2 separate regions of the Homo sapiens genome follow, and region 1 is linked to region 2. The links are chromatin loops, found by intact Hi-C in ENCODE. Cell type or tissue: A673. All regions are shown on one strand. Each heading gives the region's core, and the rest is flanking DNA. Links, peaks and the distances in the headings are about the cores only. Region 1 has its middle 59 kb from the start of TMEM47. Region 2 has its middle 72 kb from the start of TMEM47.

Region 1 (5,394 bases), core at 222-5,221, 130 kb after region 2:
TATTGAACCCATTATATAGTTACTCATATTCACTGAGTGGTTGGTACCAAGAACATACTGTGTGCTGGTAGTGCTGTGTGTATTGTCACTCGGCCATTGTAGTGACACCTGAACATAAGATTTATATAATTAATGGGGTATGATACATATTAATAAGTGCTTCAAGTGATATAGTTTCAAATATAGGGAGGTCTCTTCTTCACTGTGACAGTCACACAGCCAGCTATAAAGAAGTGTGTGACTGCAAAGCCAATATAAATTAGACCTGCAATTTTTTACTTAACTTAGAATAACTTTTGTCCCATGAAATTCTATCTGTGTGACCTTACATTCCTTTGCTATATGGGAATATTTAAAACAGGATATTTCATTTGATGATTACATGGGAGAAGGCATTTCAAGCATTTGCAATCTTTATCTACATGAGAAAGTTTATGTAGGTAGTGTCTACTAGAAAATGTATTCTAGAATTCTTATGCTTCTAATAGGCAATTTCCTTCCCATTGGACAAATTGAATATGTTTCCTGACACTTAACTCTTTCTAAAAAGGAGTCTTTTATCTTACACCTGATTTGTGTAATATGTCCCCAATTTCATAAGCTCTTCTACATTTACGAAAATAGGTGCCATCAATTGCTATTGGTGGATTCATGCTTAATAAACTGCAGAATGATTTTCTTAAAATGCCAACTAGATCATGCCTTCTCCCCCAAATTTTTCATGCACTTCCCATTATACCTAAAATAACATCTCAAATACTAAATCTTTTTATAAAGCCCTTTTGGGAGCTGACTTCTGCCTTCCTCCACAAATTCTTCACGTTTCATCCCCTCCCCCTACCGCCCCCCCGCCACCATGCTACTCACTCTTGACCTTTTTTCATTCCCTCAAACCCCCAAATAACTTTCTTACCTCAGGGCTTTTGTGCATCTTCTTGTTTGCTCTTTTCATGCCTGACTTATTCTCATCCTTAAGGACACGCTATACATGATTACTTCTCAGAAAGACCTTCCTTGAATTTTCAATTGAAATTAAGATCCCTCGTACAATTCTACAAAACAAACTTAGTTTCCCTTTATGTAGCACTTATCATCCCTCCTAGCTGTGCTTATTGATGTGATAATTTGATAGTCTCTTTCCCCTTAACAGTAAACTGTGTAATTGCATGGGCTTTATCTGTTTCAGTCAATACAGTATCTTTAGAGTGTAGTATAGTGCCCAAATTCCTCAAAATAAATGGACTGAAAAAATTCAGTCAATGGATCTGCAAAAAGTAAATATAAATATATCTCCTTCCCAGAATATCCTGTCCACAGGGTTTTTGTTTTGATATTTTTAAACAGGTGATTATAAGTGGTTGTACAAGTAGATATTAAGGAGCCCTGGATTGTTCTTTGTAATAGAGAAAGAAAAGAGTGTCATTGGCAGACTATGGTTCAATTGATAAGTTGAAGGAGAAAATGGGTCAGAGTGTTTCGGGCAGTGGATTTGGGGGTCAATCTCCTGTAGCTAGATGATCAATGGATTTGAAGGATAGACATATCTAACATGCAATTTGAATTTACTTTTACATATTTTGCTGATGTATTTTTTAGTAGAATTGTGCTTAACAATATTCTGTATTCCTCTTTGGTTTTGGTGAGTTTTGGGATCTCGAGGAGCAGAGTACATGTCCCATAATTATTATATTTAAATATATAGATATATATTTTTAAAGGCCCCAATCCCTGTCTCTAACAAAGAGTTTAGGGTTGTTAAACTTAAGGGTATCATAAAGTTGATCCATGGCTACAAGTATAACTTCTTAGAAATAAGCTCCAGACATTGATATTGGTAATACTGTCTAAGAATTATTTGATAATTTAGCTAACACTGTGGCATCTCTCCCATAAAATATTTCATACTATCATTAAAACTACATGAAACCATTTATAAAAAGGCATTTTTACTTTTTATTGCTTTACAATTTTCCAGGTTCCAGGAAGGCTAAGTTCTATACCTGCTATAACTTTTTGCAGCTGCAACTGAAAAAAAAAATACTAGCTACAATAAAATAGGCAATAAAATGCTCTTGAAATACACACACCATATATATAACTATTATACACACATAGATATAGATATGGATATCTCTATCTCTATCTCTATCTCTATCTCTATCTCTATCTCTATCTCTATCTCTATCTGTAGATCATGCCACCATACTCCAACTTGGGTGACAGAGAGAGACCCTGTCTCAAAAAAAAAAAAAAAAGACAAAAAACCCCTAACTCTCTAATGCTTGTTCCAAGTTAACAGCTCCAAGCTTTTATTTTTACATTCTTAAAATTACAAATGTTATATACATGCATCAGAAAAATTAGAAGTATTGAGCATGGTTAAATATGTTCACAACCCCAACTCTTTTAATGGTAAACATTTTTATTATTTCATTCCTGATTTGTTCCCCTTAAGGCTGATGGGTTTTGCCTTCTGTCCCTCCCTCTCCCCCTCCCTTCCTTCCTTCCTTCCTTCCTTCCTTCCTTCCTTCCTTCCTTCCTTCCTTCTTTCCTTCCTTCCTTCCCTCCTTTCTTCCTTTCAAGTTTGTTGTTTCATTTGTTTTTATTTTTATTTTTTGAGACAAGGTCTTGTTTAGTCACCCAGGCTGCAGTTCAGTGGCATGACCATGGCTCACTGCAGCCTTGAATTCCTGGGCTCAAGTGATCCTCCCAACTCAGCCGCCTGAATAGCAGCGACCACAGGCACACACCTCCATGCCTGGCTAATTTTTTGATTTTTCTTGTAGATATGAGGTCTCACTATGTTGCCCAGGCTGGTCTCGAACTCCTGGACTCAAGCAATCCTCCCTCCTCATCCTCCCAAAGTGCTGAGATTATAGATGTGAACCACAACTGCTGGCCAGTTGTTTTAAAACAACTGTTTTTTTTTTTTTTAAGTAAGGAAATACATCATCTGTTTGTAAGATAGCTCTTGTAAAATAAAATGTGTTTAAATATAAAACAAAATAAACTCCAGTGATGAGATACTACATACATCATGTGAAAACAACAGTCTGATCTTCATGTTATGAGTACTAGAATTACAAAATCACTACACAATTAAAAAATAAAAAATACATTTTTAGAGCCAAAAATTACTAAGCGGAAAATGTCCAAGTTTCCAGTTTGGCAAAGATTGGATATAGTTATATGAAATATTTAATAAACTGAATTTTCCCACATTGTGTAAACAAAATGACTAAGTCTGTGTCTGGCGATTACAGTCTGACTCCATAGCTACACAAAACATGCAGTTTTGTATAACCGTAGTTCTTAGGTTAAGAGAGGGCAGGTAAAGTGACTGCAGAGAACAAAAATGTGGGAAGAAAAAATATTGTATACCAGATAGCATACAATAATGGTGAAAATAAAGCCTATTAATGCATCTCCTAATGATGCAAAGGTCATCTTCCAACTTTGAAAAATGAATTAAGAAAGGGCAAGAGTTTAAATAATTGCAATGTCACATGAAAAAATCCGCATGTGATGGATAAAAACACAATGGAGGATTTATACATGTTAGTTGGAAAAAAGAAGAGCTGTCAACTTTCTTTGTCCAAATTAAGAAAGAGTAACTAAGTTTGTCAATATCTAACATCACTTATACTGTTGTTAACAAATTAATAATAGCAATTCTGGCTCCATGTACTAATTAGAACTTTTGACCACGTGCTGATTGAACCCAGTGAGGGAGGACACCAAATAAACCTATGTTTATTTTTAGTTTAATTTGGTACATTCCATTCTTTTTTTAAAGCATTTGTCAGCAAACAGATTTAGTAAAAGAACAGGCTGAGTTGGCCTATATAGCTATGGATCCCTGAGATTGCTTTGGCTAGTTAAATCTCAGTTTTATTGAATCCTTAATAACAGGCATAGGATTTGCTGGGAGAGGAGGAGTATTGAAAAGATCTGTACAAGATGTTTTCTGAGAGCCCAACAGAAAAGCTCTTAGGTTCCTGGTTCAGTGGTATTTTTCTTTATATCAAGTTGTTTCTTTATTTTTGTTTTATTATTCCCACTCAAAGCAAGACTGTTAGCATCTTCACTTGTTTTATCTCTTCTGGGTTTTTTTTTTTTTTTTTTTTTTTTTGGCGGGGGTGTGGCGCGATGGTGAGGAGGTATTCCTCTTTATGAGGTGAGGATGTCCTCTTGACTTCTACTACAGGATTAGGTAATTTTGTTTCTCCATTTCCTGAAAGACTAGCTTGGTTTACCAGATGTGTTAAAGAAAAGACTCTAGGCTAAAGAACAAAGACTTTGTTGGTGGAGAAATAGCTGATTCTGTTGCAGTTTGAGGAATGCTCTCACTCTATTAACTTTCACTGAAATTTACTTGTGGCACAGAAACTTCAATAGCCTTTATCTTGGTCACAGATGCTGCTATAACAGCTGTTGCAAGACTATATCTGCACTGATAGCTCTCAGAACAGTTCAATGAACCAGTCTTCAGAGCACAGGCAGATTAAGGCACAGGCTTGCTGTTATCACTGTCCATTGAAAAGCATTGCAGCAATTTTCATGCATACTTCAAAAATCTTGGTGTTTATTGCTTGCCTATAAACTGTATCTATGCAAGACTGAATATCATAGGAGAAATCAAGATTGAGGTTGCCTGAGTGTTTTGTTTTTGTAAACACTAACTCAATCACCTGTATTGTATGAAATTCTTCCTTATTCTTTTTAATCATCTTTTAATTCTTACTGTGTAACAATTGTTCCCTGTTCCTGGCTAAAATTCTGGACATGCTCCCTAGTTTTTCCAGTCTCTCTTAACCAATAAAAATATTTTAATATCTTCCAAGCATTAACAAATTCGATTTCATTTCATAATGACTACTCCAACTCAGTGTTATTTCAGATGCCAACATTATTCAGTGTTAAACTTTTCTCCTCCCAAACTCAGATCTGCTTGAGTACTGGAAGCCTACAGTAGGAAAAGGATGTGAACTGGATTTCTGTCTTAGTTGTTTGCTAATCACTATATGACTGGGTAAATGACTGGCTTAGTTGGAACCTGGTGTTAGAAAACACTGGTGATAGTATTTTTCCATGATGCCTTTCTATCACCATGGCATACATTAATGGAGTACTTAGCAATTTTCCTATTGAGGATCTCCCATTTCAACCCTTTGGTGAGGGGAATGCCTTGTGTCTAGCTGTCTATATACACCTTCATCCTTGCCCCCTGGGTCTTTAGCTGTTTATTTTTCAGTTGGTATTCCTGTGTTTCCTCAGTCAGTCATCTGTGCTGGAGTGAATCCTCAGAAAACTCCAGACTGTACCGCTTTCTCAAGGTCGTATTTGGTCCCCAGAAAACCTTCACCTGTGCCCTACCTTTGCTGGAAAAGGAGC
Region 2 (5,394 bases), core at 264-5,263:
CATTGTATCTTTGTGAAACGGGGTTTTAGCAATTTCCAGGATAAAAAGAAAGTACTGCACAAAAATAATATAGTACAAGAAATGAGGGCGATCATCTACAAACTGATTCCAAGGTTTGAGAGTGTGTACAGTGCTCAACAGGTACATGCATCTTGTGGCTAGTTAAAAATGAAATAAAAGTTCTATTTTTCTTTTAATCTATGTGTATTACATTTTTTCCCCAAGTGACTACTAAATTATCAGTGAAAAATGCCTATTAAGTTGTCAGGGCATAACTCAATAAACAAAACTATAACATATGAATTTTGGTCTGGGGGCCCCACATAAAATTTTACTGAAACACTGAGGTTATTTTGCTGTGAGAACACTTAAGACCCTCTGAACTATATGTATTATCTCCAGTGAAATATTTGAATATAACAAGGAGTGTTACAGTGGCAAAACTGTTTTCAAATTATTCAAAATAATAGATGATATGAATTTATAAATATATATAAAATAGTGTCGTGCAGGATACTTTATGCCCTCCATGAATCCAAAAGGGAAAATGTTTGTTGCATCTGAACCTCAACTTATAATTTAACCATACATAATTTTCTATGGTGGATAATAAAAATATTCAGACATGTTCATTAATTCTAATTTATTAACTCTTAGTTGATCTAGTTGTTTAAAACATGTTATTTTGATCAGGTAGTAGACATTGATGGTTGCTTTCCCTGGAATCTACCCACTTACCATCATACACACACACACACACACACACACACACACACACACACACACAAGCACATCACACATACACACACACGTATACAAGGCAACCATGTTATCCTACCTCTTTGCTCCAGATTTGGATCTACCCAAACCAGTCAACATAATTCCATTCCCCTTAGGCCAATGTGTGGTTAAGAATGAGCATGTGATGTGAATTAGTTGGCCTGGGCACGGTGGCTCACGCCTGTGATCCTAGCACTTTGGGAGGCCGAGGAGGGCAGATCACGAGGTCAGGAGATCGAGACCATCCTGGCCAACACGGTGAAACCCCGTCTCTACCAAAAATACAAAAAGTTAGCCGGGCGTGGTGGCACACACCTGTAGTCCCAGCTACTCGGGAAGCTGAGGCAGGAGAATCGCTTGAACCCAGGAGGCCAAGGTTGCAGTGAGTCGAGATGGTGCCACTGCACTCCAGTCTGGGTGACAGAGTGAGACTCCGTCTCAAAATAAATAAATTAATTAAAATGTTGCTTAGCACTGTTTTATGGTTGGAAGAAGAGATGCTCTCACTTGCTCACTGAAGGAAAACTAGGCAGCCTGTGTCACAGGTTGTGTTAGCAGCCATCTTAAAAGAGTTAGGGGAACAAGCCTCAGGAATAGGTCAACTCTATGAAGGCAAAAAACAGTTACTCTATCAAAATAAAAAGTTAGTTTTGGTGACACTTTTACTTTGCTGAACCAATTCTAACTTGAAGCCATCTACGTGTAAACCAACCTGCAACACAAACATATTTGGAATTTTCAGAAAATTGAGCCAATAAGTGTTATCTTTGTTAAAATTTTCTGTTACTTGCAACCAAATCATTTTTAGTGGTACAGATGTCTTACTCCTTTTATAGACACAAGTAATAACACCTTAGAAAGTAATGCTAAAACTCAAACAAAATTTTTTTGTTGTTGTGGGAAAACAATTTGTTGCCATTCAAATAATGATAATAAGTGAGGTTAATTCTGTGTGAGGTTAATTCTCCATTTCTATGAAAAAAAATCACACTTATTTAATGTCATGTAACTACCATATATGTATGTGTGTTTGTGCCTACATGAGTATACAAATACACGGATGTACTAAAAAAAACAGAGACTAACTTTCGTTGAGTTTCTATCATGTGTGAGCCAAGATTATGTTATTTAAAATATGTTTTCTCATATTATGGTTTATTAAATAAATACCCTCAAACTGCACAATTCCTCTTTGGTAAACAAAAATATTTTTAAACTAATTAAATATTTTCAATCTAAAATTTCCCCATTATAGGTACATGCTAGAAAAATAGTGATGGTCATTTAAATCAGTGGTTCTCAACCATGGCTGCCCATGACCGTCCTTGGTTATATGAATTTTGTTTGTCTGTATTGAGGTCTATGCATTATTAACAATGCTCCAGGTTATTCTAAATGTGCGGTTAGGATAGAGTAACTCCATTTTATGAGATCTTCCTCAAAGAGTCTTTGTTCCCACTACCTACTTTTGTTTCTTTAACCTCTCTGCCAAGTTTCTGACCTATGAATAATTAGCCAGCAGCTTTATCCTGTTTTAATTCAGAGTATAGACAGTCAAGCTGCAGCTACATATTGGACTCTGTCAGGAACCTAAGCTAAAATATCAACCCATTTTTTTTCTTTCTTCACCTTCCTTCAGTAAATCACCAGCTGTCAGCATCTCCTTTGGATTTTCTGGCTTTTAAGAGTCAATGCTTAACAAACATCATTTTGCTCCCTTAGCTGAATTGAAGGGCATCAGTAAGAAATCTATTAGGAGGCTTGAGAATGTGAACTTGGGCATAGACTTTAATTCAAGTAATTTTCCTTGCTGTCTGTGAAGTAACAGTGATGGGATGATTGCCTCCTCCCACGTTTTCTTCCAAGCTCTCAAAATGCTAAGCATTACTAATCAATAGCAGGTAAATTAGATTCAATGAAAACTGTTGGTGTTTATTTTCAAACACATTACCACAGAAGTCTTGCTCCAAATGTGACATCTGTGTTTCACTAAAAGGTAAGAAAACCATGACTATTTATAGCTTAAATCATTGCTATGTTGTTTTGTTTTTCTCAATAGCGCTTTCTCACTATTTTCTCAAATTGCAGGACTCTCCAGAAGTGAAATAAATTTCAGAGTCCTAAGTATTATATTTCATTACAATACAGGATACACAAAAGCCTTCAAAATAATTTGATTCCTAATTTTTTGAGGTTTAAGAGAGATTTTCTGGACACGGTGGAAACAGGATATACGCTTTTTTTTTTTGTGATCTGAATCACGCACAATAGTACCAGCTGCTTCCGTTTTCTTACTCCGAACAATATCTTTACACACTGCCATTAGAGAACAGCACTCTCAGGCTTATTAAAGTCATTTGTAAATTGTTGAAGGCAAAGATCACAGTTGGGTGTACATTTCCCAAAATGTATTGTTACTAGATGTCAGGCTTATTCACTTCCTGTTATTTAAATGAGATTCCAGAGTCTTATATATGAGTATTGTGAAAATATAACATAATAAAATACAGAACTATATCTTTCCTGGTTCCTTAAATAATTGGGTTGTGTGTGTGTGCGTGTGTGTGTGTGTGTGTGTGTGTGTATTTTAAAGTCTACATTTTATTTGCATTTCAGAATTCTGGCTAAAAGGCTTATTTTATATATACAGAGAGAGACTTTTATACAACCAATATCTAGAACTCTCTAAACTCACTTAGTTCTCTATGAAATCACCAAAGGTCCAACTAAAATCCTGCTTAATATAACATAAAATGCTGCTAGATTCAATTTAGAACTTACCCCTATTATTTTGTGGCATTACTGTAGCCACCTAAGGTAAGTGATGAAGAGAAGAAAAAGTACGCATCCCCTCATCATTTCCTATCTCCTGAAAAGTGTTATCTGACTTGAAGAAGAAAAACATGTCTTGGGGAAAGAACTATAGACAAATAGAAAAACCTACACTTGAAAGATTCAAAGTTAAAATGGTATCTACAGTGAGAAAGCTTGTTCTCTCCGTCTGACAGAATTCTGCTTTTTTCATCAGCATTCAGTTTTAATGCATTTTTCAGTAATGCAAACAACAATAAACAAATGAAAAAGCAAAGAAAACATATCACTTAGAACCAGATGTCCGATTTAGTTATCATGTAATCAGAGGAGTCAAAAGCCAATTTCACTCAGTAAAGAAAAAGCAGATATGTAACTTTTATAGCCAATGATGCTTTCACTGGGAAAAAAGAGGTTGTTAATGTGAATATGCATGTGAAAGTTACTATTGTCTTTAACGCAAGCTTGCAATATTTTCAACATTCAGATAAATTACTAAAAAAGGCTTTTTCCTTCAATAAGCAAATTCAGGAGAACTTTTAATACAGCAAAATCTAAATGTGATTACAAGTTACACTTTTTGTCAAGGATTTGAAAGACTGTCTATTAGGCTTCAGGTATTTGTGTTATGGGCTTTAGGAAAAACATGTAATACATGCAACGTACAGAGGGTTTTAAATTTGAAAATGTATTAGCAATATTATTAAGATATCCAATTAAGAAGAGTCACACATAATGTTTATTTTGGTATCAAAGGAAACATGGAAATTTTGAGGTAAGGTAGATCAACACTCTTCATTTTACAGATAAAGAAACTCACCTCAAAGAGGTCAAATGACTCACTAAATATAGGCAGTTAGCAGAATAATCAGGAAAAGAAAGCAAATCTTTTAGTTGAGTCACATTTTTTCCATTACAGCACACCTCACTGAGAAGAATCCGAAACGTCACAGATTATCACCATCTACAGAATGAACTATGTAACAAACACAAACATAAATTTATTTTAAATACAAACGTACATTAATTTTTAAAATTTAGCTTGTCTCATTAGATAAACTGTATTAAATACAGGAAAGTATAAAAGTGCAAAAAACATACTTAGTTTAAAAAGGAGGAAATGCTGTCATTTGTAACAACTTCGATGAACCTGGGGGACATTATGTTAAGTAAAATAACTAGGCACAGAAAGATAAACAATGCATGTCACTTACATGGGGAATCTAAAAAGTCAAACTCATGGAAGCAAAGAATGGTGGTCACCAGGAACTGGCAGCAATTAGGGAAGAGAGGCATTGGGATGATGTTAGTCAAAGGATATAAAATTTCACTTAGATATGAGAGATAACTTCAAGAGATCCATTATACAACATGGTGACTGTGGTTAATAACAACGTATTGTATACTTGAAAATAGCCAAGAGAGTAGATTTTAAGTGTTCTCACCATAAAAAATGTTAAGTATGTGAGTTAATAGATACGTTAATTAGCTTGATTTAGCTGTTTCACAATGTACACATATTAAAATGGATTAAATATTTAATTAGTTTTCTCTAAATTGTCTACTTTGGGTCCAAAGTCTGTGAGAATCTTTTGTATTTCTGTGGGATCAGATGTAACATTACCTTTTTCTTTTCTGATTGTGCTCATTTGGATCTTTCTTTTTTTCTTTGTTAATCTAGCTAGCAGTCTATGGATCTCGTTTATCCTTTCAAAGGACCAACTTGGTTTTGTCGATTCTTTATATGGATTTTTGGGTCTCAATTTCATTCAGTTCTGCTCTTGGTTATTGCTTTGCTTCTAC

What was found. Peaks named below come from ENCODE experiments on the same cell type or tissue, not always from the same donor. Only the 100,000 strongest peaks of a DNase experiment are listed, where the experiment ranks them.
Region 1: a loop joins it to region 2, with 20 times the contacts of the local background. A loop is called at or near these places in 1 of 110 quality-filtered maps.

Annotation. Positions count from the first base shown.
Region 1 is chrX:34,713,279-34,718,672 of GRCh38, forward strand. No RefSeq gene overlaps it. Among named protein-coding and RNA genes, the nearest start is that of TMEM47, 59 kb to the left of the region's middle. In A673, for the core only: no CTCF peak of the experiment used is centred there; a DNase peak (open chromatin) is centred at 2,563; H3K27ac peaks cover 2,118 bases.
Region 2 is chrX:34,582,655-34,588,048 of GRCh38, forward strand. No RefSeq gene overlaps it. Among named protein-coding and RNA genes, the nearest start is that of TMEM47, 72 kb to the right of the region's middle. In A673, for the core only: no CTCF peak of the experiment used is centred there; DNase peaks (open chromatin) are centred at 2,557 and 3,097; H3K4me3 peaks cover 972 bases; H3K27ac peaks cover 3,115 bases.